Linked DNA regions of Homo sapiens: region 2 is linked to region 1. A link is an interaction called in ENCODE POLR2A ChIA-PET data of the cell type or tissue named here. Cell type or tissue: A673. All regions are shown on one strand. Each heading gives the region's core, and the rest is flanking DNA. Links, peaks and the distances in the headings are about the cores only. Region 1 overlaps FMNL2 (formin like 2). Region 2 overlaps PRPF40A (pre-mRNA processing factor 40A).

Region 1 (15,482 bases), core at 3,662-11,661:
GGTGGATCACCCTATCTCTTATTGCCTTTTCTTTCATTTTTTGGCTTCATATTCATTGCCATGGCCACAAACTGGGTCCAAGGCTGAGTCATTTGACAACTGAACCACCTGTCTTCCAGACTCCAGCATCTCTCCCCTCTACTGTATTTTCTGCAGAGCTACACAATACTCCTAAAGTTTTATCCAAATTACATAAAAGGCTTTTTGCAGATTTCCACAGAATCAAATGCAATATATATATATAGCATTTTCTAAACTGTAAAGTATTATGTAACTGTGAATTTCTTCCCTTTCTCTTTTTTCCCTTCTATTTGTATCTATCTTCTAGTTGAGGTGTTTGTTTGTTTGTTTGTTTGTTTTAATCACAGGTTTCCAGTCTCTCCACCACTGTTTCCTCAGAACCTCATTCATGCCTGCCTCTTGCCATGTTTTGTTCTGTAACATGGACCCTGGTCAGATATTTTTCCTGGTTAAAGAACAAATATATTCTGACTTATGCTGCCTTTGAGACAGATTTCATGCCAATCTCTCTGCTCCCAGAATTCTCTCCATCAAATCAGGTCTCTTCCCTTCCTGATCACCCTGCTCAGGACCTACCCACTTCTCCCACTGGGCCCTGTACAAACAGTATGGTCTGTTCTGAATTTTACCAGTAATTTTAAACACCCCAATAATCTATCCAATCTCTAACCATTCCCATTAGGTTTGCTTTTCGGTGGAAAATTGAGGACAATATACGAACATGTGTGGAAAGTGCCTGGAATGTGAGACATGTTATGTAAGGCTGTATATGAACTCTGAGTTAAATGGATCTGTGTAAAAATCCCAGAGTTGCCATTTACTAGAGACGTCAGTAGGCCCATTTGCTCTGAGCTCTCCCTCTATGTTCCTACCTCAGATGGTGCATCTAAGAATTAACAAAATAATATATACTAGTCTGCCAGCACTAAGGAAACAATAAACAAACAAATTTTTTATTAAATAGAAAATTAACTAATAGTAGCCTTACTATTTCTGCATATGTATATGCCTTTTTATGTACATGACATAAATACACTAATGTTGACAATAAAGAAGAAAATGGAATTGATTCTGAACTCTGCTCATGCTTTCTTTCTGAAGAGAATTGCTGGTTTAAAAGAAACCAACAAACAAAGCCCTTATTGACGAGAGACCCCCACATCAATAAAAAATGTGCTTATGTTTTACAAGAGTTTAAATTTCAAATGAAATTTGAACTTGACTCACATAGAGAGTCAAGCTCAATACACACATTCATTGTCAATAACACCTAACATTTTGGTTTAAATTACAATTAGGTATAAAAATATAAATACATGCACAATTCTTAAAGTTTTAAATTACTGTCCTCCTAGTGTTGACCTTAGTGTATATTTGGTCCTCAACTAAATACCTATTAAAGTCAGTCCTACCTTTCTCAAGGCAATACAAACTTCTGTGGCACGGAAATCATGAGTTATCTTTTCTTTTTTTTTGAGACGAAGTCTCGCTCTGCCACCAGGCTGGAGTGCAGTGGCGCGATCTAGGCTCACTGCAACCTCTGCCTCCCGGGTTCAAGCGATTCTCCTGCCTCAGCCTCCTGAGTAGCTGGGACTACAGGCACGTGCCACCACACCCGGCTTATTTTTTGTATTTTTAGTAGAGAAGGGGTTTCACCACGTTGGCCAAGATGGTCTCTAACTCCAGACCTTGTGATCACCTGCCTCAGCCTCCCAAAGTTTTGGGATTACAGGCGTTAGCCACCGCACCTGGCTGCCTTATCTTTTCTTTAGAGACAGGTTCTCGCTGTGTCGCCCAGGCTGGAGTGCAGCGGTGTGATCACGGCTCACCGCAGTCTTGACCCCCTAGACCCAAGCAATCCTCTGGCTTCAGCCTCCTGAGTACCGGGGACCACAAGCGTGCACCAACATGCCTGGCTAATTTTTGTATTTTCTGTAGAGGCAGGGTCTTACCATGTTGCTCATGCTAATTGTGAACTCCCAGGCTATAGCAGTCCTTCCACCTTGGTGTCCCAGGGCGCTGGGATTACCGGCATGAGCCGTTGCGCCTGGCCTGAAACCTTTTATTTTCTAACAAACTCCCCTAACCCTGTAACGGGGTCACTGTAAAAAGTATATTTGCTCAACAGTCTGCTGGCAATTCCAAACAGTTCTGATTCTGTTTCACAGTTTTGAAGAAAAGGTGGTAGTCTGGAGAGATGTTACACAAAAGATAACTGAGCATCTTTAGAAAAGACAAATCTAGCCATATAAAATATTACCAGAGGGAGGCCGGGCGCAGTGGCTCACGCCTGTAATCCTAGCACTTTGGGAAGCCAAGGTGGGCGGATCACGAAGTCAGGAGTTCGAGACCAGTCTGGCCAATATGGTGAAACCCCATCTCTACTAAAAATACAAAAAAATTAGCCAGGCGTGGTGGCACTCGCCTGTAGTCCCAGCTACTCGGGAGCTGAGGCAGGAGAATCGCTTGAACCCGGGAGACGGAGGTTGCAGTGAGCTGAGATCGCGCCACTGCACCCCAGCCTGGGTGGTGACAGAGTGAGATGCTGTCTCAAAAAAAAAAAAAAAAAAAAAAAAAAAAAAAAAAAAAAAAAAAAGTTATCAGAGGGAAAATCTAACTCTGCACAAGAGGGATAGTCTAGCCACGTGAGGGATTATTACTTACCAAACAGTCCAAGCAACAGAAATAAACACACACAAAGGAGTTGTCCCAGTGCCACTCCAAATCCTCTCATTTGCTTCCTTTTAGGGCTTATTACTGTGCACACATATATCTTTACACTTACTCCTATTATACACACACATATATTTAATGTACAAATATACAGACAAACATGCATACACACTGATACACATATATATTATTTATATATGATTTATCTTATCCTTCTTCCTGGTTAACATATCCAGCACTTCATAACTATTTGAACAGCTATAGTTGAACCTACAGGTTTTTTTTTTTTAAAGACAGAGTCTTACTCTGTCACCTAGGCTGGAATGCAGTGGTGCGATCTCGACTCACTGCAACCTCTGCCTCCCAGGTTCAAGCGATTCTCCTGCCTCAGCCTCCCGAGTAGCTGGGACTACAGGCACATGCCACCCAGCTAATTTTTTGTATTTTTAGTAGAGACAGGGTTTCACCATCTTGGCCAGGCTGGTCTCGAACTACTGACCTCAGGTGATCCGCCTGCCTTGGCCTCCCAAAGTGCTGGGATTACAGGCGTGAGCCACACATGCTTATTTAATAAGACGGTTAATATAACCCTGTGTGTAGGGCTTAGTACTGGACTAAATAACTGCTAAAATAAGCTATAATCAAGAATTCCATGACACATAAAAACAATAATTTTTATTTTTACTCAATATAAAACTACTTTAAAAAGCAGCTAGAAGGCCAGACATGGTGGCCCACACTTGTAATCCTAGAACTCTGAGAGGTCAAGGTAGGAGGACTGCTTAAGGCCAGGAGTTCAAAATGAGCCTGGGCAACATAGCAAGATCTTGTCTCCACAAGAAATTATATATATATATATGTATATGTATGTATATGTATATATATATGTATATGTATATATATATACATATACATATACATATATATATATATATATATATATATATATATATATATATATATGTATAAAGCCAGGTGTGGTGGTACATGCCTGTAGTCCCAGCTACTCAGGAGGCTGAGGTGGGAGGACCACTTGAGCCCAGGAGGTCCAGGAGTGAGGGAGTAGAAGAGCAGGGAAGCAGCTCCTTTACACAGGAAGAGCAAACCAAGAAGATCCTTAAATAGGCCTTTCACGAAATAAATGCCAGAATGGCAATCAAATCCTGCCCGGAGACTGAAAACTTCCATTCAAATGCTTTTTAGAGTTGGTGATATTGCCAAAGCTGTCATAGTTTTGACTCCGATTTTCTGATCAGCTCACAGCAGAGTGCTTCATAGTGTCCTTCTGTACCTTAAACCAGACAATATCAAAACGTCAAAGAAATACTTCCCAAGTGAAAGCTCATGTTTAGGGAACAGTACCAGTCTCTGTCTCAAGTTCTGCAGGGTTTAAAATAACACTCAGCTCTCACTGCTTTCTCTTGGGGTTCTCCTCGTTATCTTCCAAGAATATGAAATAAGGGCACATATGCCAACTTTTATAGTTGGCAAAGGGCATGCATTTTAGAAGCGGCATTTTTATAGGAATAGAAATAACACGGCAGCAACACCCTAACACCCTGGGTTTTTTTTTGTTGTTTTTTTTGTTTGTTTTTTTAAGTGGCTGCTACATTTAAAATAGAGGATGAGGTTCCCTATTGCATAAAATTGTACTCAGGCTTGCGTGGAGCAGAAGGGGTCTAATTAAAGTCAAGTTGTGAAGCAAAGCATCTCTACATTTGTACAACAGATAATGTGACAATCTGGTCTGGCTCTGGGCACTGTTACCCTGCTGTACTTCCTCTTTTTTTTTTTTTTAAGCTCCCCCAGGACCACCAAAAAAGGGCAGTCCTGAAGACGTGATAAGTAAATGAATACGGCAGCTGATGAAGCAGATGACTCTCGGTGGAGAAAGGAGCCCAAGGAATGAGAAATATGAATGGTAAGATTTCTGAAACAAATCTCAGACCCCAAACACACCCTGCTCTATCAAAGCAACTGCATGCTGAGCCCACTGTTAATTGACTTTCAGAACAAAACATATGAGCAAATTCTTTATTAATAGAGTCAATCTAAACAGCCAATGTGACTGGGGAGCATATTTGCTCCCTTTAGGCTGTGTGGCACTATGAAGAGCCTGGGATAAGCAAGGGGGCCTTTTCTGATCTCCCTTTAATTTCCTATCCCAATTTTTCTCTTCCCATGCCCTAAGCTCTTTAAAACTGGAGATTCGGGGCAAACTAAAGTCCTTGAAGCTTTATTAAAATACTACCTTCTTGGTATAAAATGACATCCTCACTCCTTTTTATCTGGTGTGACAGGCTGAATGATGTGTTCCTCCTACCCGCCAGGATGTCCACATGCTAATTCCTGATCCTGTTGACTATGCTGCCTTATACAATAAAAAGATAATCTCCCCATCTGAAGTTCCTTAATTTGATCATATCTGCAAAGGTATGATGATATCTGCAAAGGTATGATCAAATTAAGGGACTTCAGGAGGGGAGACTGTCTTAGATTATTATGGATGGGCCCAATGTCATCACAAGGGTCCTTAAAGGAAGAAGGACAGAGAAGTCAGAGAGAAAAGGCAATGTGTCAAGAGAAGCAGAGAGACAGAGACAAGATGCTATGTTGTTGGCTTTAAAGCTGGAGGAAGGGGCTGGAAGCCAAAGAATCTAAGTGGCCTCTGGAAGCTGACAAGGCCAAGGAAATGAAATCTCTCCTGGAGCCTTCAGAGATTACCACCCTATACACTCATTTTATTCTTCTGGTCTACAGAACTGTAGAATAATAAACTGGTGTTGGTTTAAGCCACTAAGTTTGTAGTCATTTGTTACAGCAGCAATGGGAAAGGAATACACCTGGTTAACCTTGTTCACCCTAAACTCTGTTCAGGCACCCTCTCCTATAAGGAGCCTCCTTGAGAGCTCTTTCCCCATCTGCCTCCAGCCCTACTTTGTCTTGGTCAGCTGTTCCTCTTCTTTGCAGAGCATCTTGCAATTACCTTTATAAAGCCTGGTATTACAACTGTCGAAGTATTTATCTGCTTCCTCAACTAGCCTGGGAGGCTCTCTTTTAAAGGCAGGGCATATGTCTGATTCATTTTCATATTCCAATATTTATCAATGTTTCTGACACATAGAAAGCACTCACATTTTTTTCAGTAAGTGAGTATGACTCATCCCTTAACAATCAGGAGGATACCAGCCTTCATTCCCTTAACCAGATGTTAAAGACACTAATGGTAAAGAAATAACTAGTTCATTACCAGAAAATAAACTTGGACATCCTATGAAAATGGCTCCTTTCTCTAGGGAAGGCTCTCACAATATCATTTGCCCATAGTAGATTCACATGAAAGAATTAAAAACTATCTTTTTTATCTCCAATCAAAAAGTTTATAAAGTTTTCAGTCAAAAGGAAAAACCAAGTATTGGATTGAGTAAAGAAGAGGGAGAAAATGAAAGACGAATAACAATAAACATTTTGGTAAATCTCATACAGTTACTGAGGTACGAGACTTACTGAGGTATACAGACTACAATGGTATGAGCCCACAGCTCTCTCTCCCACCCCACATGTTCTGCACAGTAACCCGACGGCCAATCATCAAGAAGAGAAGCCATTGCCTTCCCCTTGCATCCGGGTTGGGCTCAGGGCCTCACTGGGAACCCAGATAACATGGCAGAAGTGACCACTACACGGCTTCTAAGACCAGCTCAGAAGACACTCAGCAGCCTCTGGCTCTTTGAATGGTGGCTCTTCAGATGCTCCTTCCTGGGGCACTCTCCCTCAGAAGCCAGATGCTATGCTGTGAGAAGCCCAAGCCACGTGGAGTTCTACATGGAGGCTCTCTGGTTGATAGTCCCAGCTGGGCCCAGTCCTTGAGAGGTATCATAGCTCAAAAACTAGGTATGTGGGTGAAACAGCCTCCAGATGGACTGGCATCCCCAGTCAATCAGGTCTTCCCTGATGAGGCCCCAGACAAAACAAAGAAGAGACAATCCCTGCCATGCCAGCCTGGCTTCCTGACCCACAGAAGCCAGGAGCCTAAAAAAATGAAGTGTGGGGTACTTTCGTATCCACAGCAAAAAATTGCAACAGTTGATAAACAGACAAAAAAAGTTACTCAGCAGCACTAACACCACATTAAGACTAGGACTTTGCTTCCTAATGCTAAGGAGGAGGACCAGTCAAGAAGAATCTTGGTTAATTAGATCAATCTAATTCTGGCCTGATACCATGAAATACATACATGCTCTACGGCTGTGGCTCCTACAGTTTGAGACTTGAGAGAATACATTGCTTATAGTTCAATGAGAGACTGAAAAATGTGAGTACCCTTACTTTACCACTTAGGAAGTTATCTGGATGGTCTCATGCTAGATTTACAATCCTATACCCTCAAATGCTTGGGAGGTTAGATTACATGGGATTAAACTCAGAGGGATGCTGGAAGCACACCAAAATCTTCACTCTCCTTCCTGCCCAATTTGGTCCACTATAAATAAAACTTGACAGGCTTTCTTAGTTCAACTTAATAATGTGTAGCACGAGTGCCTTCAGATGCCCAGTAGCTAAACCACACATCAGCTTTCTTAGGAAGCCTTCTAGCAACAGGCAGAAAAAAGAACAACTACTGCCAAGAGTGCTGTGCACAAGAGTGCTGGTGGCCTCGAGTGACTCATTCAACAAGGCTCCATCTTTCTGTACTGGAAGGTCAAAAGTGGGAGGGAGTTGAGCCTTTAATAACCAAACTCAGGCTTTTTTGCTAAAGCCAGATGCTGTCATTACAGAAGCAGATGAGAATACAGTTATAATTGATCCGAAATCCTGATGAATTCCAGGTGCACCTCCCAGCAGCCTGGGAGAGCTGGTGCCTCAAAGCCCTCAGAGGATTTTATTACTCATGTCATAGTGGCTGTTCCACTGTAGAGTCTACAGGGCCTCAGTACTTTTCCTCTTTGACTTCAGAAGGAAGCATTTTTTTTTTTTTTTTTTGCCAAACCTTTGGAGACACTTTTTAAAAGCAAGCCATTTTCTCAAATATATCAAAGAATATAATGGAAAAAGTAAAAAGACTAAGAAAAAGTTGAGAGCAAGAGCTAGGTTGAAGACTTCAAGGTTCCCCTTGGTAATGAGATGAAGCGTAGTGTTTAGAAATCTGAAGTGGGGACTGGTTGAGGTCCTTAACCAGTAGATAAGAGTTTTATGAGCCAGCAGATTGCTAGCTATGGTCCATGTCATTTGGAAGAGAAGAAAAAGCATGACCAGAACCCCAAATGGTATTTCTGGTGGCGCAGCTTCAAAGGCAGAGCCAGAGTATAGCCACATTTTAGGAATGCCTGCCCATTTTCCAAGCCTGGTTCTCCAGGCTCCTTGTCAAGTCTGTGCTTTTCTCAACATCTTTTCGATCAACCCTTTCCTCTATGTGTTAGAGTCAGTTTCTGCTTCTTGCAAAGAAGACTCTGAACTAATATAAATATCCAAAGGGTGGTTTTTACTTCCAAATGTATTTTTTTCTGTTTGGTAGTCTCGGGGCTCAAAAATATACACTGCCACACAACTAAGAAAACATCAATTTAGGTAAGATGGTCATATGTCCTTCCATGGGGCTATTAATAAATTAGCCAATAAGAAAAAATAGATGACTCCTTTTTCTCACCCTGGTCTTTATTTCAAGACCATAAATTTTCGTTAAGAGATATTTCAACACAAAACCAGATGTGTTAATCCCCTTAAAAAATTGTTTTTTAAGGAAAAAAGAATTCAAGGAGCACAATGGTTGACTGTTAATGATTTAGTCTTCATCTACTCAATACACTCATGTTTTCAGGCATGTCACAAACCACGCACAGTATAAGCTTACTATCTGTATTCATGTAATTAAGACTCATTTGTCATCATGTACATTGAAGCCATGTATGTGTTTGCTCAGTGACATCAGGCTTAGACCCCAATCCCACCCCCACCATAAGCAAAGCTTTGGGTTAACATTCTTGCCACCATCACATACCATTAAACTAAAGGTGCTCCCTGCCTTCCTAAAACATGCACTTCAGCTATTACAAGATTTGTAGCAAGATTTTTTAAGGAAAAAAAATATAAGATTGGGATTCTAAATATTCATCAAAACATGAGAAAATGATGTAGTCATACATAAAAATCTTTCAACAGCCAAATAATAACTTCCTTTAATTTACATCTGAACTAATTAATTAGTGGTGGTCAAATTAGATAGAATGGATTTATTGGCTCAAGAGGTAGAGGGGGAAAAATCCTGCTACATAAACTACTTAAGATACATGGCCTTTTAAATGTCTTTCTAGCATCTGGTTCCATATTGCGTTAGTACGCTTGGCTATGCTCTAACAGTGATCAAAGCCCAAAGGATCTGGCTACTCTAAAGCATATTACTTTATTTGCAAAAAATAGATGTTGAACTCCCCTACTTCACCCCTCATTCCTGCCAATAAAAACAAAGATAATCCTTTCATCCTTCTTAGGCAGATGAATGGAATCCCAACTTACTAAAAAAGATGAAAAGCTTTAAAAACAATCTTCTCGAAGGCAAAGACTCTTCTTTGGTCCTCCTTCCTGGTATCCTGGTACCTGGTATGGTACTCTCTCTGCCATATGTGGCTCAAAAGGAATTATTCACTGAACAAAACCCTATCTGCACAGGCATGCCAGAATATAATAATGAATATTATTATAAAACCAGAAGATTCCAATGACATTTTGGTTAAAGAGGTTAAAGAATTCACTTTACTATGATGTGAAAAAAAAAAAATTCACTCACGCAAAGATGGGAGAAAAAGAGGAAGGGATTTAAGAGACTTTGAGCTGTGAGCGGCATTGCATGTTTTAGAAAGCAAGATCAACACAGAATAACACCTTTTGCACCTCAAGATTGGATAAATCGGTTGAGGCTCTTCTGACCTATCTATAACAACTAAGTTTGTCGGGGGCATGTTGCTACCTTGTCTTCATTCCCATGGCTATTAGGATAATAATCCATTTGCTTGGTCTGTCTATATGGTTTTTAGACAAGAATAATGCAGGATGGTTGCAGCAGAATAAAAAATTCTAGGCAGCAGTTTCACATGACTAAGCAAAAGGAAACTGCTGAAATAGCTGCAGAAGCTTGGGGCTGATAAGACCCTGAAAAACAGGGTGTGGGCCAAGCTGGCAAAGACAAACTGGGTCCAACATGGTGCTGGATTTGATCCAGGTTTCTCCTAGGACCTTATTCTATGCTCATTCACATATTCAATCATATACCCACCAGTGCCATGACAGTTCCAGAACATCGTTATTTGAGGTAAAAATGGGTAGCACCATAGTTCTGAGAAATCTCCAGCTTCTTCCAGGAATCTCCGTGAATACTCCATCCCTTGGTTAAAGAAATCCATAAAGGTAGCAGCCCCAAACCACCTTGTGTGACTCTCTCAAGCATGCCCACACTCCCCTTTCTTGAGTGTGTACTTTTTGCTTTGCAATAAATCTCCACACTTTCACTATTTTCTAACTCATACTTGAATTCATTCTTGTGAGGATGTCAAGCGCCTAGACACCAGCAGGGTTTGGGGTCCCACCAGCATTTGAGGACCTCCCCTAGCCCACTGCTATCACCTTCTATCAGATGCAAATGCCTATGCCAAGGACAGTACCTGAAGACCTACCATCACTCCTGATTAATTACAGAAATGAGGCCAGTTTTGGTTAAAGCTCTAAGAATTCAATGTCAAAAGTAATTTAGTTCTCATTACTATTGTCCAGGTATTAGACTTAGGATTACATTTTTCTTCAATTAAGCACATACTACACCCTAAATAGCTAAAGCATATATAAGTCTGACACCAAAGAGTTAAAACTCAATTCTGCAAGTATCTGTGGGCCTACTATGCATAAGAAAGGTACTCTATCTTACCTAGGAGAAAAAAATATTATCATTCATCTCATGAATTCCTGGCTTTTATTCTTGTTCTATACAAATATATCTTTAGGATATAATCTGACCTGCAGTATAATCAGATTCCTGTTATAATATGAGTCATTATAACAAGGGCCACTGATAACTATATAGTAAATGTTTCCAATGTGAAAAGTACTCAGCATGCAATATTTTCAAATATGACCTAATGATAAAGATTTGGGCGTTATATGAGCTGCACATACTGTTTCTCTTTCATATTAAACCCATCCACCCAAACATACTTCCTTATTTATAAATGTAAAATTTATATATTTATACATGATATATAAAAACATTCACAGACAAGCATTCGTACATTCTTGTCTCTAAAATCTATTTGTCTTGGAAGCCAGAATATGAATTTAAAGATTCACTATTATTCTTCTTCATTCTCTTGGAAGCTGGATATTTTTTCACTATCTTTGGGGCTCAATAGAAAGAAAAAAAAAGATAATATTTGGTTGTCTCCACAGTTGGCATTTACAAAATGGATAATATCAAAATCTTAAAGAATGGACTAGCAGTAAGGAGGCAATGCAAATAAAGGAGCAAGAGGAGTGTCTGCCCTGTTCACATCTTTGAAGCTTCCCAGCCTATGCAGAGGCTCACAGGCTGGTGTCTAGAACATTTGGCAGCTGGGCAGTAAATCCAATTAAGGAGGTAGGAGGCAGGGGAAATAGCTCCGAAGTCCTGTCTCATTTCAGTATTTCCCTTATTTCCTTCAAGGGATTCACAAACAATAAGGCCACAACTTCAACACATTTCAAGGAAGTTCAGGATCAGGAGCACCAAGTCCTGTTCCTGGCTCTGTCACTTATCTAGCTATGTGACCACAGGTAAACTATGTATTTCAATTTCGCTAAAATCAAGATATTAATATTTGTCTCAAAGATGTTCTTATAGAACCAAATGATGCCATGCATGTAGCTGGTATAGCCCCGGCATATAGTAGGTTCTCAATAAATACTATCAGAGTTTCTAGTTCAGAACCTTTCAGGAAAGAGGAGAGAAAACAGTCCCTCTGTGACCTGGATTTTAATCCAGCTCGGGTCTTAATCCAAAAGCATTTGGAATTAAATGGGACTTCTAGCATAACACACAACTTGGCGAAGGGTCCTATTGTAACCTGGGCTTCCACCTGTTCTCTAAGGACTACTTTGTAATTTCTCACCTCAAAGTAGCCTCTGATGTCAGGCATATACCAGGGGAACAAACAGGTACTCTTCTTGGTCCTACAACACTGCCCACTACCCTGTGGGAAAGCAGCTACTATCTAGGCGGTGATGTTTGGATACACTGGGGCAGGGCCCGCGGCGGTGATGTTTGGATACGCTGGGGCAGGGCCCGCGGCGTCATATTGTCTTTGTGTAATCCCTCCTTTCTTTGTGGTCAGACAGTCTCCGTTTCCAACCATGCTCAACTGTTGCATTATTGTTTGGCTGTGACAAGCCCACTTAAGCTTACACGCTCCCAGAATCAGTGCCAGTATTTGCCAGGTTTTTCATAGCATCCAGCAAAAATAAAGTAACTGTGATGAAAGAGTTCATAAAATTTGCATGGTGGACGATCAAGTGCCAATATCAACCCCAATGAAAACCACATACATGTAACAAAACCGGTTTTCAAACTGGATTATTCCATGTTCCCTAAAAACATAAAAATTAAAACAAAAACAACAACAACAAAAAAAGAGTACTGTGATTATTTTTAACTTATCCTAGAAATAAGATACCAAATTTAGACTAAGTTCATTACATTCCTCTCAGTGAGATCTTAGAAATTAACTATTATATTCCTTAGGCCCTAGGATAAATGAAAAGGTAAATAATTCCGTTCAAAGATGTCCAAATGTAAGATGTGTGAGTATTCTTATGAAAACTATAGTGTAGCCTACCTCTTTAAAGTTATCAAATGCTGATAAAATGATTTCATGCCCGCCTCTGACAAGACAAACGGCTGCCAACAGTTCTAAGACAAGGGCTTTTGTTCTGCCAAAACAAGAAGAAGAAAAACACAAATCAGTGAAAATGGCATGATGAGTCAGCTGTTTCTTCCTTCCAAGATACATGAGAATAAAACATTTGCCCTTACATTTTTAAAAAATTTTACTAAGGTACAGTTTAATCAAAGTACATTTTTAAACCTTTACTGACTACTACATATGTGATTTGTCTAAGATGGCAAATTTGGAAGGTATACTTACCAAAAAGACAAATCACTCACTAATGAAAACTAGTTCTGAGAAGAATAATCTCTTAGACCTATCATCAGGTGACTCAGTACAATACAGATGAAAAATGTTTACTGGTACGCTAAAAACAAAGGGAATGGGAATATGCTGAAAAACAAACTATTGATTAAGTATTTGCTCTGGTTTTAGAGACAGTGAGAGAACATTTGCAAAAAAAAAAGTTCAAAATCAACTGAAACTCATGTTCTACATTTCAAATCTGCTCATGTAGGGACAGATCCATAAATCTCCCACGAAAATACAAGTTTCTGTCCTTTCTTCTTCCTACGCAGGACAACTGGAAGGAGCTGGATTACAGCTTTACTAGCTTTACTAACACAAGAATATTTTCTTTGACTCAAGAAAATAAAACTCAATCTGAAATATTTTTGGAAGGAGAACATGGAGATACACTCTAAGTTTTCAAATTCAATGTCAAGAAAGAAACAGCATTGTTTCTTCAATCATAAGACCACTTAAGTATTTCATTTTTTTTCTGGAATAACAGCTTTCACCAACTTCTAAACAAAAACTGTTCTGATACTCCACAATGTCAATTGTCTTTTAAAAAATAATGTCTTCCCTGTAGTAGAAGGCAGAGACACAGAAGCATGGCTACTTAGGACTCTAGTAAACGAAGGAAGGAATCGCACAGTCGCAAAAGGTTTAATCAGGGGAAGTTTGAAAGAATAATATTCAGTAAAGAGGACTTGATAGTTCGTGTTGCATTTTCCAAATCAGAAATGGCTAATTTATAAACAGATTTTTGAATTAACAGTTTTCAGATATTTTGTCTACAGAGAGGTATTGGATGAAAAGGAATTGCACATTTGAAGTACAGAATACTTCACCAAAATGGAAAGCACATTAAAATAACTACAATTGATGAAGACTGGCTTTTACGACTAACGTGTGATGTGAATTATATCTGCTGCTAGCCTTTACAAGGTGGTGAATATGAAAGGAAATCTGCATATACAATTTTATTTTTCTATTTCTTTCTTTCTTTATTTTTTGAGACAGAGTCTTGCCCTGTCACCCAGGCCGGAGTGCAGCGGTGCGATCTCGGCTCACTGCAACCTCCACTTCCTGGGTTCAAGCCATTCTCCTGCCTCAGCCTCCTGAGTAGCTGGGATTACAGGCATGTGCCACCATGTCTGGCTAATTTTTTGTATTTTTAGTAGAGATGGGGTTTCACCATGTTAGCCAGGCTGGTCGCAACTCCTGACCTCAGGTGATCTGCCTGCCTCGGCCTCCCAAAGTGCTGAGATTACAGGCATGAGCCACTGCGGCTGGCCACTACAATTATTTTTCTATTTTCGTTCAGTAATTAAAGCTACATATGTAAAGTTATCAAGCGAAGTGTAGACGAAGGATGGTGGTTTTAGCTAGCTTCCAGCAATAACTGATATACGTAAATCTTTATCAAGACTCTCCTGGCCCCCGAGTCCTGGCAACCTGATCCTCTCCAAATTTAGCAGCAAGGATGCTGGAAACCAGGCCTCAAAAGAACAAAAGCTTGAGGAGAACAGTGAAGGGCTAGAATTGTCACCAGTTGCTCAACTCTGGCCCATCTAAGAATGTAACTTGGCTAAAAGGAAAAATTCTTACACAGCCAAAGAGTTTATAGCCAATCTTATTTCAGAGATTAACACTTGAAAGTTTCCAAAGTCAAACTTGGTTAAGTGTTGACTAGCCCTCTGTTTTCTCTAGATAGATTTAGACTTGCGTACTACAAAAGCAGCTTACCTGGGATTCTTGTTGTTCAGGCTTAGTGCAATCTCATTGACAGCGTGTGGATGAGACATGACCATGTTGAAACCATACTAAAATTAACATGGAAAAAAAAAGAAACACAAAGCATTGGGAGACAAGTTAGGGAACTGTCAGTATTGATTTAAAACCAAAAACCCGAAGTATCTACCTAATGAAACTTACACCATTATAAATGCACTTATGTCTCTAGTATATCACTGTCAGAGCATATTTCTCTATTAAAAATTTCAAGAATGCCAGATGCAATGATTTGTGCCTCCAGTCCCAGCTACTCAGGAGGCTGAGGCGGGGGGTACAGCTTGAGTCCAGGACAACAAGACCCACATCTCTCAAAAAAAAAAAAAAAAAAATCGGCAATGATGCTATTATCAAAAGATTATCTTCCCATTCTTTACAAATGAACTACATGTTTCTCTTTATTAAAATGATAAAAAGGCTCTAGCCCAGTGATTATTAACCTTGGCCGCTCCTTAAACTCCCCTGGAAGACTAAACAAAACATTTACTCCGAATCTCAATTACAGGGACCTGGCACCTGAGTTTTTAAGCTTCCAGGGTGACTCCACAGTATACAATAGATATAACATACAAAATGTGTGTTAACAGACTTTATGCTACTGGTGAGGTCTCCAGTTATATACAGATTTTTGACTACACCAGGGATCAGTACCCCTCACACCCCACAAAATTCAAGGGTCAACTATATTCTTTCTCCTCAAAACTCACTCTCAGCTCATCAGAGAAAACATCCAGAAGTTCCTATACCACATCAATCTATCCACACAGATTTGTGGCTTACCTCCTCACCTCCTATTAAAGAGGA
Region 2 (15,482 bases), core at 2,450-10,449, 83 kb before region 1:
GGGTCTCCCTCTGTCACCCAGGCTGGAGTGCAGTGACGTGATCAGGGCTCACTGCATCCTCGACCTCCTGGCCTCAAGCGATTCTCCCATCTCAGCCTCCTCCTGAGTAGCTGGGACTACAGGCACACACACCATGCCTAGCTCATTGGCCTGCCTCAGCGTGCCAAAATGCTGGGATTATAGGTGCGAGCCACTCCACCTGGCCAAGGAAAAAAGGCAATTTACAGAGAAAGAAAGTTGTCTAGGAAGTATATGAAAAGCCATTCAGCCATAATAATAAAGAAATACAAGTTAAAATAATACTGTGATTATTTTTCTAAGTGAAAGTCAAGTAGAGAAACATTTAAAAGATAACACCAGATACAAGAAAACTCTCTTTTCACTCTTAGTGAGACTATAGTAATACAACTTTTTAATAAAGCAAAGCTGTTATCTGTCAGAGTTCACGGTTTGTGTGTACTTGCATACCCTGTAGTCTAGTACATTTTATATGGCTATGCTTTATAGAGCTTTAGAAAGTGAGGTCAAGCTAAATTTCTTGACTTTAAGGGTGGCCTGAATAGTTCACCATAATCTCATTATTGAAACATGATTATCCATCTTAATATTTAAGCATGTTGCCTTCATCCATCCATCCCCTATTTTAAGTGTTCTTTTGTTTTTCGTATGTTAGTTTCCCAGAGTCAAAATAGATTTTTAACTTTTTCTGATGTTTCAAAAGTTTTAAAAGAAATCTGTATGGTGTATTTGAAGGCATGAAAATGAAATTAACATTTTGTTTTATACTTTCTCCCCCTTTTCTCTACATTTAAGATACACGAACATATATCTAATATATCAGAGACATCTTCCACATTGATAGAAATGTGTACCCATCATGTCAAATGATGGGTTATTATCATTTGATTGTGCATAAATGGAAGTGCTCCTCTATCAATAGATATTTAGGCTTTTTGGAATAACTTTATTTTGCGTCTTGTCATACTGAAAGTTTTCTTCAATGTTTTCCATAAGTTTAACATTAAACAGTTGTTTCCTGCTTTTTTTCATTCCAGCATTTCCTTGGTATAGTGTCTGAGTCATAATACGCTTTTGATTTTAATTACTATAACAGAGATCATTTTTTGTCAGTATCTACTACAGTGTCTCTTCGCCTAAGCGTTCTACTTATTTTTTTTTCATTCCCTGGCCCCCACCCATGCATTCCCTTATTATGTAGAAAGAAATGTAAGGCTTCTACCATTTTTTTCTCATCAGGAAAACCCCCAATTATTAAACAAGTTAGTAATTCTGGGTAGTTGTAATTTTTGTTTGACATCAGTGTTCAGCAAACTTTCATGAAATATTAGATTGGAAATATTTTTGGATTATTTGTGTCATACAGTCTTTATATGGTGACTCAATTCAGCTGTGGTAGCACAGTCAGCGATAATGTGTAAACAAATGAACGCGGGCATTTTCAAGTAAAACTATAATTACAAAAATTAATAGGCTGAATTTGTCTAGTGGGTTGTAGTTTGTCAATCCTGATTTAGATTGATCCTTACATCTTATTTATCTTCACACTTGCCCAAATCCTTAGAGTTATTATAGCACTAATGTGAAACCACTGAATGAGTTTAATAAGCCATTTAAAACTATTAACCTATGGGCCAGAGGAGCTAGTGTTTTAAGTCAGTTAAATGTTTATTTTGTCATTTGTCCAGGGTCTTAAAAACTGATTTAATAACTGAACTTTTAGGAAACGATTATCTTTATTTCTTTGTCTTCAGATAAGTGTGTTTTTAGAGTTCATATAGCTTTTATTCTAAATGTCAAATTTTATTTCAACATCAAACATTTAAACAATTTAGACATTATTTTTCTAAATGAAGCAAAAATTTATTTAATTGATAAATACCACATTTGAATTTCTCTCTAGTTTTACTCCCAAAAAAGAAGAGGAGGAGAGCCAACCAGCAAAGAAAACATACACTTGGAATACAAAGGAAGAGGCAAAGCAAGCTTTTAAAGAATTATTGAAAGAAAAGGTATTAATATTGCAGATTTTTATTGTTTCTTAGCTTTTTGACATCAAGCATGTATTATGGATTTTTATGTGATGTGTAATAATTACCCAACAAATGACGTTACTCTTTAATTAAACCTTGATGGTATTGATAATACCAATCTCATGAACTGTTGTAACTGAAAAGCAACTAAATATGTCTTTTTTTTTTTTTTTGAAGTACACTTTTGTGAAACTTTCAACACAAAAACTATTGTGTACAAGGTACTACACAAGCACATTTCTACCCAATATTTAATGTAAGGGTTTTTTTTTAATTCATAATAGTTATCTTTTATCCATAGTCTAAGAAAAAAGCATTTATGTTCTATTTAAATTTCAGTTAAAGTTTTCATTTTAGTTCATAGGTGTATTACACAGATTTGCCTTCAGTAAAAAACTATTTTTTATAACTTGTTTCAAACTCCTGCAAAGGGAAATGCTTGATGTTTGCAGTTAGTATTATACTCAGTTTCCTATTATGTGACTTAAACTATTCTTGTGTGAAATTTTAATTTTTCATTTAAATTATTTTCAGCGGGTACCATCGAATGCTTCATGGGAGCAGGCTATGAAAATGATTATTAATGATCCACGATACAGGTAGTACTTCAACTTTTTATTTACTTTTCACTTTGAGCATATAGCAGGCCTAGCACATTTAAAGTTGTGTAGAAAGATAAAACATTTAACTGTTGACTTCTGTTTAGGATACCAAGTATAGAGTTGTTTTATGTCTAATAACCAAAAAGTCAAAGGCTTATCAAACAATTTGAGTACTCCGCTACATATAAAATAATAATTATTTTAAAAGTAGAAATTACTTTCTACAATCATTTGTAATAAATTTTTGAAAATTTTTAAATTATATGTGTAAACAGTTTTATTTTTTTTTTCAAACCACTAATATTTGATTCTTTTGCCTGTGTTTACTCTTACATGGTATTTTTATATTAGTGCTTTGGCAAAGTTAAGTGAAAAAAAGCAAGCCTTTAATGCCTATAAAGTCCAGACAGAAAAAGAAGAAAAAGAAGAAGCAAGATCAAAGTACAAAGAGGCTAAGGAATCCTTTCAGCGTTTTCTTGAAAATCATGAGAAAATGACTTCTACAACCAGATACAAGTAAGATGTTTAGTGTTACATGGCCTATGTTTACTACATTGTTGTTTGTGTCATACTTTTCTGCCATGTGCAGTAGCTGATCCAGAGCTCATTAAATAAAACTAGATGATTATGAATGTGGAAACTTGATGAGGTACAAAATAAATCTGTAGTTAAATGTAGAATTTAACTTGTTGACTTAATAAGTTTTTGAGAGACTGGAAGAAGGGGAGAAAGACTGTATTCAATAATCAAGTTGGAGGCCAGACGTGGTGGCTCACACCTATAATCCCTACCGTTTGGGAGGCCAAGGCAAGCAGATGGCTTGAGCCCAGGAGTTCAAGACCAGCCTTGGCAACATGGCAAAACCCTGTCTCTAGGGGAAAAAAAAAAAATACAAAAATTAGCCGAGCATGGTGGCACGTGCCTGTAGTCCCACCTCCTTGGGAGGCTGAGGTGGAAAGATCACTTGAGCCTGGGAATGTCAAGGCTGCAGTGAGCCATAATTGCACCACTGCACTCCAGGGTGACAGCGAGACCCTGTCTCAAAAAAAAAAAAAAAAAGAAAAAGAAAATTTGATTGCCTTTTACTTAAAAACATTGAAATTATTGATATTTGTGGAGTAAAAAGAGGCTATTTTCATTAAGTAGGCATAGCATTTTGAATAATTGTTTTATGTAGCATTCTTCATTTTAGATTGCTTTATTATGTAAAATTGTGGGTAATATTAAAATATTTTTGATATGTTATGAAGCCTATTTTCTGTATGTATTTCTTTGATCTCCTCAGTATTCCAGAGAAGTCTGTAATTTAGTTCTGTAGGCAGTTTGGTAGTCTGTGTAGCTGCCTTTAGATATAGAGATAGTCTAGACTATAAGCAGTGCCTAATGTGAATTATCCCCTCTATCTCTAAGGAGAGAGGGAGGCATGTGTTTTTTGTTTGTTTGTTTTGTTTTGTTTTGTTTTTTCATAATTATCCAGGAGTTTGTCTTTAATATATTTATGAACTTTGAATAGGAAGTATTCATTTTGTAGTTTTAAATTTAGTTTAAAAATTGGTTAAAATTAATTTTTATTGTATAATTTTTTTTTAACAGAAAAGCAGAGCAAATGTTTGGAGAGATGGAAGTTTGGAATGCAATATCAGAACGTGATCGTCTTGAAATCTATGAAGATGTTTTGTTCTTTCTTTCAAAAAAAGAAAAGGTATTCTTTATTCTTAGTTATTGGTATTTATAGATAACACAAGATGTTTCCTCATTCGGATGAGGATTGGTTTTATAATATGTACATTTTTCTGGCTTAGTTTATCCAGTTTATGTGGTATAGCAGATTTATTTATTGGAAGTAAAATTTAATGATGGAATGTATAGCTTCTGTAATAATCTTCTTTATCGTTCATGTAGCATATTAAGTACTGATGTAGACTCAGTGGGTACTCATTCAATTATTTGTATTGTCATTAGTTGGCTATCTTATGCTCACTTTGAAAAGATACCTTTTTTGCTCATTAGGTTTAAAAATGCTGGGTTTTTTTGCTTATAACCAGCATGATTGTTACAAGAATGACAGCAACATGCAGTTGTTTCTACTAAACTTACAACATTTTAAAATACCTATTTTACTCATGTCTCTTTTTCATTGTGCACTATTATATTTTATGTTATCTGGTTTCCAAGGAACACATACAGATGCAAGTATTATCAAATTTAAACATAGCTGAAGGTCATTGAAGATTTTAGCATTTACCTGCAATGCGACTTGTCCATAGTAACCTTAGTTTCAGACTGTCTGTAATACATAGTGGTAGAAAGGTTTATGTCGTATGGGGGAAAAGCCAAAAACATGGTTTCCAGATTCTGGCTTTTAGAAGGAGGTGGAAAATTTGAAGCTAAGTACCAAAGCCAAGCGCTTAGGAAAGAGCATTAGCAAAGTCAGCAGTGTGGCCATTTAAAGTAAATGAAATTTACTTGAAGTTTGACTTAACCTTTGCAATTTGGTCATCCGTTAGAATATAAAGAAGCCGTCACTAATTGCAATTTAAATATCTTAATTTCTTGGAACTTTGAAACATACATATTCATACTTTTGCTATAGGAACAAGCAAAGCAGTTGCGAAAGAGAAATTGGGAAGCCTTAAAAAACATACTTGACAACATGGCTAATGTAACATACTCTACCACTTGGTCTGAAGCCCAGCAGTATCTGATGGATAATCCAACTTTTGCAGAAGATGAGGAGTTACAAAGTAAGAATAATGGCTAAGTAAGAGAAATAGTTTTAAACAGCGTCCTCCAGCAGCAAAGAATTATTTTCACTTTTTATATGAGATAACTAATTGAATTTTATGCAGTTGTTTATTTCTGAAAAAGAGTTTTATTTATTTCCAAATAGGATATTTCTTTCTGATTGAGTTTGTGATTCATGACAAAATATTTTTTCAAATTTAAAGTAGCTTTATCAGGTAATCCTTGAAATATTTAAATTATAGGTCACATTTGAAATTCTGCTTAGCCGTTTGTATGTAACTTGGTAAGAACTAAATGAATTACCGCATTTTACTCAGGTTGTTTTCTTGAGGTAATAACATTATAGATTTTGTAAAAAGAAAAAAATGTATTAGAATTATCTTAACATTAGGCTTCCCTAAGTACTCTTTCTGAGTTAACCAATTGCTTTTTAAATTATAGCTTTATCAGCTACCCCTCTAAAAATCATGCTTCAGTAGATTTTTTTATAGGGTGTACAGTTCTATACTTTGAAAAGCTCCTGGAATAATTATGATATTGCAAACAGATTTTATCATAACACTTTTCATTAGTTTTGCCATATGCACGTCCTTTGTTTTATCCTATGACATGTTTCAGAATGTCTTTTATTGAGTTCTTTGTGAAATTTTCCTTAAAACTTTCCTATGCAGATGATCACAAATCATATTTGAGTTTAAATACAAGTTTGTTTGTTTGTTTGTTTGTTTAGAGACGGGGTCTTGCTGTGTTGCCCAGGCTAGTCTTGAACTCCTGGGCTCAAGCAATCCTCCCACCTCAGCCTTCCAAAGTGTTGAGATTACAGGCATGAGCCACCACACCCTAGCCTAACTACAAGTATTTTTGACAGGTGATTTTGAAATTTTGGGGGAGCTAATGCAAGTAAACTACTTTACTTGTTGACATTTGACACTCTAAATTTTAACTGGCAAATACTTTAGATATGGACAAAGAAGATGCATTAATTTGCTTTGAAGAACACATTCGGGCTTTAGAAAAGGAGGAAGAAGAAGAAAAACAGAAGAGTTTGCTGAGAGAAAGGAGACGACAGCGAAAAAATAGGGAATCTTTCCAGGTAAAAGAAAAAGCTCTCTTTTTAACTTAGTTTTATATTATATTTACTGAACTTTGACAGTGATACAAAGAGTTTTGAGACAACTGTTCCCAGATCATAGACTTAGGCTTTGTGAGGACTCATACACATTTAACTCTTTAAGTTCTTCAGATGAACATTGGTAAATGAGGTTTCGGTTGGGAAAAACAACAGGAGAGATGACTGGAAACAAGATATGTGTGGTGAGTCAGTAGTAGATGATATTTAGTCTCTGGAGGACAAAGGGACTGCTAAGGTATAGTTTGGGGATGGGCCATAATTTCTTAAACACTAAGAAAAGGACCTGGGATTGCATGTTTTTTAGGTAGTAGTTCGTTTTCATCTTCAAGTATCATTTTTATTTTCAGTGATAGAAAATATCATGGAGCAATGAATTTTTTGCATTTCATATCTCACCTATTTCAATAATTATAATAGCTAATATTCTTTGATTGCTTACTGTCAATACAATTTACATTTGTAATCTCAATTTTTATGACAGTCTTACCTTATAAGGGTACTTACTGTTTTTGTTATATAAGTTTATATAACTAAGGAAATGGAGAGGTGAAGTGACTTGCCCAAGTTCAACAGCTGCTGAATAGTGAAGCCAGAATTTGAATCCATGCAGTTTTGATTACAGGGTCTCTTCCATTAACCATTGTATTAGGATAAATGCTAGGTTACAATGGCTTAAATAAGTTTTTTTCTTGAAGTAACAGTCTTTTTGGTCTAGGGCAGGGCATATTGCCATCCCTTAAGGCAGTGGTTCTCAAAATTCAGTGTATCAGAATGAAGTGGAGGATTTTTAAAAAATTTCTTCTGGCCGGGCACGGTGGCTCATGCCCATAATCCCAGCACTTTGAGAGGCTGAGGCTGGCAACTGCTTGAGTCCAGAAGTTCAAGACCAGCCTGGGTAACACGATGAAACCCGGTCCCTACTAAAAATACAAAATAATAATAATAATAATTAGCCGGGTGTGGTGGTGCATGCCTGTAGTCCCAGCTACTCAGGAGGCTGAGGTGGGAGAACCTGAGCCCAGGAGGTCAAGGCTGCAGTGAGCTGCGATGGTGCCACTGCACTCTAGACTGTGCAAAAGAGCGAGATCCTGTCTCCAAAAAAAAAAATTATTCGCGCTATGCCAAAGGTTACTGTGTTAAACGTCACAGCCAGTAGAAAGATTTCAGTCCTTATTCAATGAAAACTTAACATTTACTACTCTTGATAGGTTCCTTTATCTTAGTGACTTTCTAGACTTGATCATGTTCTACAACGGTTAAAAACACAAATTGTTTAGCCTTACCTGAAGAATTTGAATTAGTAAGTCTGGGGTGGAGTCTGAAAATTTCATTTCTAAATTTCCAGGTGATATTGATACTGTTGGACCATAGTTTGAGAACCAGTGCGCTAGCATGTTAACCTTCTCTGCAGAGTTAGGGGTATGCTGCCCCCATTTCACATTTTAACTTGGAAAAAGTAGAAAGAACAGTTCTTCTTAAAGCTAATGATGTAGAAGTTCTGCTCACCTCCTTCATTTGGGTTCAGTTGCTGAGAATTTAGTCACAGGGCCACAACTAGCTACACAAAGGAGGCTAGAAAACTTAGCTTTTAGCTAAGCAGCCATGTGCCCAGAAAGAAGGGGAGGACAGATTCTTAGGAGGGCTATTATACACTCTTCCACAACTTAAGCTTTAATGTCTCTGATGAAGGTTTTGCAGTGGTTTAAAATAAGGAGACATATATGAAAAAATAATAATACAGTGAAAATAAGGTCTGGGTCATAGAAAATACGAGACTATAATGTAAACAATATTGAAGATGGAGACTGTGAGGCAAAATTTTGATGTGAAGGCTGTTACGGTTCCTTAAATAAGCTTAAATGTGGCTTTGAATCAGATTGCTATGTGTCTGGCATAGTTTCTGATTACTACTAATATAATTGGTGTTAAGTATGTTGTATTAATATTCTTTCAGATATTCAGCCTGGTAATTTTCCTGTTGTGCTATTTCAAAAGATTTATTTAGGACTTTAGTGAAATGAATTAAAAGAGAAGATTGGCATTAGACAATAAAAGATCATTAATGGAGAGCTTCTCAGTAGTTATGATTATGATGATGACTAGCTTTTTATTTAGTGTTCATTTGCTAATCAGAAAATTCATCATGTCTGTGACAAGGAAACTATGATCTTGTTTTTCTTATGTCTTAAAACTGGTATTTGAAGTCAGTTTTGTCTGGAAAGGATTGATCTGAGGCTTTCAAGGAGAACCAGAGGAATGTATAGTGTCTCAGAAGCCAAGAGTTTGGAATTTTAAGATAGAGCATGATCCCCAAATGCACAGAATCAGTATCACCTGGGAAATTATGAAAATGCATATTCTCAAACTCCACGTCAGACTTACAGAATCAGATTCTGGAAATGGGACCTAACAATATGATTTTTTTAAACAGTCCTTCAAATGAGTCTTTGAGAAACCCCTGAGGTAAAGGAATCCACCTAAAGTAACATGTTAAGAAATTTTTATGGAATGAGGACTGAAAGAATACTGTTAAGGGTGGCATTTAAGGTGTTAAGAGTGGCATTTAAGGTGTTTAGTGACCATTGGCATGGTAGGGAAAGTTAAAGGTCTGCCAAATAGTTGAAAGATATTCAATAAGGTAAAATTCAAATAAGCTTGCAGTTAAGAGAAAGGCTTTTCTTGGGTAAGAGGAAACCAGTTAAGAGGGAGAGAATGAAGGAAGAATTGAAAAATAAGGGTGAGTCTCATTAAACAACATCTCGGAAAGTTGGGAATTCAAGCATATATATGAATACAGTTACATTGAGAACAGTATATAAGAGAACAAAAAGAAGGATGAAGATGGAGAAAAATTAATACCGATTTGGATCTAAGACAGTGGTGCTCAACCAAGAAAGATTTTGTGATTGTCACTATTTGTGGGGAACATGCTACTGGCATCTAGTGTGTAGAGGCGAGAGATGCTGATAAACATCCTGCAATGTACAGGGCTCAAACATACCCCGCCCTCAACCAAGAGAAAGAAAGAAAAAAAAATTACGTCATCCAAGATGTCATTAGTGCCACGGGAAGAAGAAACATCAAGCTCAGCCATCTTTGAAGCAACTTGCTTTCCATAATGTAAAAGGCAAGGCTTTTTCACCCCTAAAATGGGGCAAGTAAAATAGAATAAGAACCATACAGTTTTGTCAGAGTGGTTTTCAAACCTGAATTCACATCAGTCATCTAATATTCCAAATATCTGGATATTAATTCATATTGCTTTAAAAAAATATTCCTCAGGTGATTCTTTCAGGTTAGGGATCCACTATTGAAATAATTTCAGTCTCACAGTTCTTTGACTTTATCAGACAGATCTCACCAGTCTGGAAGTGTAAGAAACACTAGCAAAACAGGTATGATAGAGTGAGGTAAGTTCTAAGGTACTAGAGCATCACTAAAGATGGTTTCCAAACTATTTTAGATACTCAGGGAGCAAGTGAGGAAGCTGGTGAGCACAACAAGAGTGGTTAAGACAAAATTCCATTTATGTTGAAGGGTAAGGGTAGTTGACAGAAGGGTAGATACAGGCAGGGTTTGAGAAAAGAATTTCCGAGTTGTAAGGGAGTATGGACATATTTAGTCTTGTTTGAAGAGGAGTGAGTGCAGTTGTAAGTGCCTGATGTTACTTTGGGACAGCTCTATCCAATAAAAATGTGAATGCCACAAATGCGATTTTAATTTCCTATTTATTTTAGTAATTTAACCCAATATAACCAGATATTATTTTAACACATCAATATTTTTAAAAATTGCTAATATTTGTGGTATTAAATCTTCAAGATCATTGTGTATTTTGTACTTAACAGCACATCACAACTCAGACTAGCTACATTTCATGTACCGAGAAGCTACGTTTGGTCAGTGGCTACCTTATTGAACAGTGCAGGTATAGGAATTGTGGGAACAGAATATAGGGTTACAGTTTCTTTTAGGCACATTTGTGTATAGCAGCGGTCCCCAACCTTTTTGGCACCAGGGACCGGTTTAGTGGAAGACAGTTTTTCTTGGTGGGGTGGGGTGGGGAGTTGGTATCATCAGGCATTAGATTCTCATAAGGACCACACAACCTAGATTCCTGGCATGCTCAGTTCACAATACGGTTTGCAGTCCTATGAGAATCTGATGCCGCCACTGATCTGACAGGAGGTGGAGCTGGGGCGGTAATGCTTGTTCCACCACTCACTTCTTGCTGTGTGGCTTGGTTCCGGTTCCGTGGCTGGGGGTTGGGATCCCCTGGTGTATAGGATTAAACTCCCTGAGGATTGGGTTGGAAGCAGGAAGTGTGGAAATTGAAACTAGATATGGGTTTGAATCCTAGGTCTCCAAACTACTTTGGGAAAATTATACATCCTCCTCTTAAGGCCCCTTGTTTTTTAAAAGTAAATAAAAATACCTAGAACACATTAGGCACTATTTTTAAAGACAGAAAGTATATATTTAAGGAAACATGCATATACATTCTTTAGCCTCATCATTTGAGGTAGATATCCAGTAATTTAAGTTAACTTTTACCTTTTTTTTTTTAAAGCTAAAAATTAGGTTCTATCTTAAAGGGTAGGAAATAGAACCTTAGGAAGATAATGTGCAGTTTCAAAAGTTATTTTCTCTAAAGGACAAAATATTTTTTTGCCTAGAGGCAGTTGTTACTTTGCCCAAATAGCAAATATTCTTTGTGCCCAAACAGGTTTGGGATAACATTGGTAGAAGAGTTTTAACTATGTCAAAGTTTTTGTGTGTTTTCATGTTAGACGCTTATTTCTCATGTACTCGAGATGACTTTCCAAATATAATTTTTCTCCCTAGATATTTTTAGATGAATTACATGAACATGGACAACTGCATTCTATGTCATCTTGGATGGAATTGTATCCAACTATTAGTTCTGATATTAGATTCACTAATATGCTTGGTCAGCCTGGTAAGATTATTTTCTTTCCTAATTTACCGTTATGGTAGTAGTTGAAATGGGCCAAATGCAAAGGTGATTGTGTTGGGGGAAAGGGTGCTTTATTTTTGTTTTTTAAACAACAAAGTAATTGCAGCTCTTTGGTTAGAGCTAGCTTTTGACTTCTTTAGTTTTTTCATTAGGATCAACTGCACTTGATCTTTTCAAGTTTTATGTTGAGGATCTTAAAGCACGTTATCATGACGAGAAGAAGATAATAAAAGACATTCTAAAGGTAAATATATTTATTCTTACCTTTTAACCAATAGTATATCTTAAAAGTTAGTACTGTATTCCTTTGATTTATGCATTATTAATGTTAAGATTTCTTTTTTTTAGGATAAAGGATTTGTAGTTGAAGTAAACACTACTTTTGAAGATTTTGTGGCGATAATCAGTTCAACTAAAAGATCAACTACATTAGATGCTGGAAATATCAAATTGGCTTTCAATAGTGTAAGTTATGTTTTCTGTTGTAAGTAACTAGTTTAGTAGTATAGTTTTTAATTTATTCAGATAAAAGCAGCTAAGTTGCAGAGTGTTGGAATAAGGGAATATGAATAGAATTTTACAGAGTGGTAGCCAGTCTTTCAGGTAAGGTAAAACAAAAAACTTTATTTAGATGATGGATTGATATTAAACTTCCTTTGCTCAAATTAACTGGTATTATACATAAAATGGCCATTATAAATCAGGCCTTGGGCCACACATAAAGTACACTAACGATAGCTGATGAGCTTAAAAAAAAAATTGCAAAAAATCCTTATAGTGTTTTAAGAAAGTTTACAAATTTGTGTTGGGCCACATTCAAAGCGGTCCTGGGCCACAGGTTGGACAAGCTCGTTTTAAACAATGCGTGATTCCTAAATTAACAATAAATTATTTCAGCTAATAGTTATGATACTATTATAACTGATTAAATATGATTTTCTTAATAGTTACTAGAAAAGGCAGAAGCCCGTGAACGTGAAAGAGAAAAAGAAGAGGCTCGGAAGATGAAACGAAAAGAATCTGCATTTAAGAGTATGTTAAAACAAGCTGCTCCTCCGATAGAATTGGATGCTGTCTGGGAAGATGTATGTATACTTGTTATTTTTTTCTAATGGAATTCTTTTCTTTACAGTTGAGAAATTTAAAATATTTTTATTTTTCATTTTATAGCCACAAAAATAAGCTAAATTTATTTGTAGAATATATTAAATATATTTAGAATATAATAAAAGCATTAAATCAGCTGTTGACTCTGTTTAGGAATATTTGTAAAGAATGGTTTGGACTTTTGAAGGGAGGAAATAATGGACTTTAAGGGGACTGATTCATCACAGTTTTCACTTGCTGTTATGATTTATTTTAGATGTATCGTTGTACTTTTCTTGGTATTCATATATTTATTTTGTATCTGAATTTTTCAGATCCGTGAGAGATTTGTAAAAGAGCCAGCATTTGAGGACATAACTCTAGAATCTGAAAGAAAACGAATATTTAAAGATTTTATGCATGTGCTTGAGGTAATTTTAGAATTCTCATATACAAAATATATAAAATATAAACAAATTGAAGAACTTAGAATGATGAAAGTATGTTGCTTAATATTCACTGCTTTTATACAAATGTACTTACCTGGATGGTTAGAGAATGGTTTTTTTCCTATAAAAACTGCTTTTAAGTAAAAGAAACTATTAAGTTTCCATGGGAATATAAAGATTTGTATGTGAAGACTGTTTTGTATTTTTAGAAAGTTTTAGAAATTGAGCAGTTTGGCAGCCACATGGATTGATTGACTAATAAAGAAAACTTGAAATTTTTCTTGTAAAGCAGATAGAAGACAGCTTTTAGGCACATTTGAGGTATTATACCACATTAGCTGTGTAGAAAAGAAAGTTTCTGGAAAGTAATGGAATAAATGGTAAGTTTTTGTTAAAATAAGCAATGAAACAATAACATCTCAGGTCACTTTAATAGGTAAGGTTCACTGGGCACGGTGGCTCACGCCTGTAAAACAAGCACTTTGGGAGGCCAAGGTGTGTGCTGATCACCTGAGGTCAGGAGTTTGAAACCAGCCTGGCCAACATGGCGAAATCCTGTCTCTACTAAAAATACAAAAAAATTATCAGGGAGTGGTGGCGGGCACCTGTAATCCCAGCCACTCAGGAGGCTGAGGCAAGAGAATTGCTTGAACCCAGGAGGCGGAGGTTGCAGTGAGCCAAGATCATGCCACTGCACTCCAGCCTGGGCAACAGAGCGGGACTCCTTCCCCAAAAAAAAAAAAAAAAAAAAAGTATTTTGATGACAGTTTCAGTTAGGCCCTTGTAAGTATGCTGAATTGACCAATAATTATTGAATAATAGTATTCGATGCCTATGTGGGCCAGTGTTCTAATTGCTTTATGTATATTATATTTATGAACTGAATCCTTTCAATAAGCCTGTGAAGTTAATAGGTGAACAAACTAAGGCAGAGAGAAGTAAAGTGACTTACAGGGTTGGAAGCCGGGCATGTTGACCTTGGTCAGTGCTTTTAACAAGTATGCCATGCTGTCAGTTTTAGAGTAGCTAATACTTTATAAGCTAAAAACTAGTAGGTGCTTAATATTACAGTGTTGCATTGTAAATGGGCATAGGTCACTAAATTGACTATTTCCTATTTCTTGATTTATTGTTCTTGATTAATATAATGTTAACCACAGTTTTTTCTGTACCATGTACTCACGAAGGCCCTGTATTGTTTCACAGCTGCCTCTAGATGTGGTCCTGTTGGCCTTTTTTTTTTTTTTTTTAAAGCGGGGTCTCTGTCATCCATCCACTCCTAGGCCAGAGTGCAGCGGTGCAGTTATGGGTCACTGCAACCTTGAACTGTTGGATTCAAACAATCCTCCTAAGTAGCTGGAACTGCAGGCACGTGCCATCACACTTGGCTTTTTGTGGGGCTTTTTTGGTTTTTGTTTTTATAAAGATGGGATCTTGCTGTGTTGGGCAAGCTGACCTCAAGCAAGTCTCCTGCCTTGGCCTCCTGAAGTACTGTGATTATAGGTGTGAGCAACCATGCTGGGCCTCTAGATCTTTTCTGTGCCAAATGTAGTGCATACCAGAAGCATCTGCATTACCTAGGAGCTTCTTAGGAATGCAGAACCTTAGGCCCCATGGGGCAGAAATCCTGCGTCTGACTTCATTTTAACCAGATTCCCAAGCATTAAAATATACATTTAATTTTGAGAAGCTCTGCTCTAGATAGTGACTAACCTATTTTCCCCCAGTTCAAGAGTCTACAGATTCTTTCATGATCTATACTGGGGGTAAAGTAGTTAGGTGGTAAATGGAGTAAAAATGGTACCATAGGGAAGGGCTGAACACATTCAGATTTTGGGGCCTTAATAATCTGAGGCTTGAGGTATTAAAGAAAGGTAGGTTAGCATTCAGTGAGATCAAAAGGAGAATAGTCCATTCTGAGATCCAGATTTTCCATTTCCACTTCTGTAACTGAGGTAGAATTTATTCTCAAAGCCATAGAAATGTTTAGGGGCAAGGAGCTTGTACTGTAGCACCCCCCATCACTGCTAACCTAGTAATTGTTTTAATAAGTAGAAATCCACAAAGACAGCATATGGATGTCTAACAATGTCTTGTTTGAGGAGGAAGGAAATGGCTCCTTGGGGGAAATGAAAGAGGGGTAGCAGATTTTGCATTTATTCTGACATCAGCCTTATATATCTCAATTCAAGGATGGCTCTCAGGTTGTTCTTTATCTTAGTGCTTGGCCTAACTTGCTGACCAAAGCCAGATTGATTACAAAAACCATGTCTGAGTGTCATTGTATTTGACTGTCATTAAAAGCAGATGTCACTGCATATTACACTTTTCTTCTAAATCACACCATTCTCTTCCTTAAAAAATACTTTTTCAGGCTGGGCACAGTGGCTCACGCCTGTAATCCCAGCATTTGGGAGGCCGAGGTGGGCGGATCACAAG

Evidence for each region. Peaks named below come from ENCODE experiments on the same cell type or tissue, not always from the same donor. Only the 100,000 strongest peaks of a DNase experiment are listed, where the experiment ranks them.
Region 2: POLR2A ChIA-PET joins it to region 1 with 11 read pairs; 3 of 35 experiments call an interaction of 5 or more read pairs at or near these places.

Annotation. Positions count from the first base shown.
Region 1 is chr2:152,578,116-152,593,597 of GRCh38, reverse strand. It overlaps FMNL2 (formin like 2), which reads right to left. Exons shown (of 26, transcript NM_052905.4): 8 at 14,634-14,710; 9 at 12,549-12,642. Among named protein-coding and RNA genes, the nearest start is that of PRPF40A, 130 kb to the left of the region's middle. In A673, for the core only: no CTCF peak of the experiment used is centred there; DNase peaks (open chromatin) are centred at 7,257 and 11,287.
Region 2 is chr2:152,660,146-152,675,627 of GRCh38, reverse strand. It overlaps PRPF40A (pre-mRNA processing factor 40A), which reads left to right. Exons shown (of 26, transcript NM_001365597.4): 11 at 1,922-2,030; 12 at 2,586-2,650; 13 at 3,005-3,169; 14 at 4,247-4,355; 15 at 5,247-5,397; 16 at 6,358-6,491; 17 at 11,376-11,490; 18 at 11,661-11,752; 19 at 11,857-11,973; 20 at 12,456-12,593; 21 at 12,930-13,025. Among named protein-coding and RNA genes, the nearest start is that of PRPF40A, 50 kb to the left of the region's middle. RefSeq lists an enhancer at 11,809-13,008. In A673, for the core only: no CTCF peak of the experiment used is centred there; no DNase peak of the experiment used is centred there.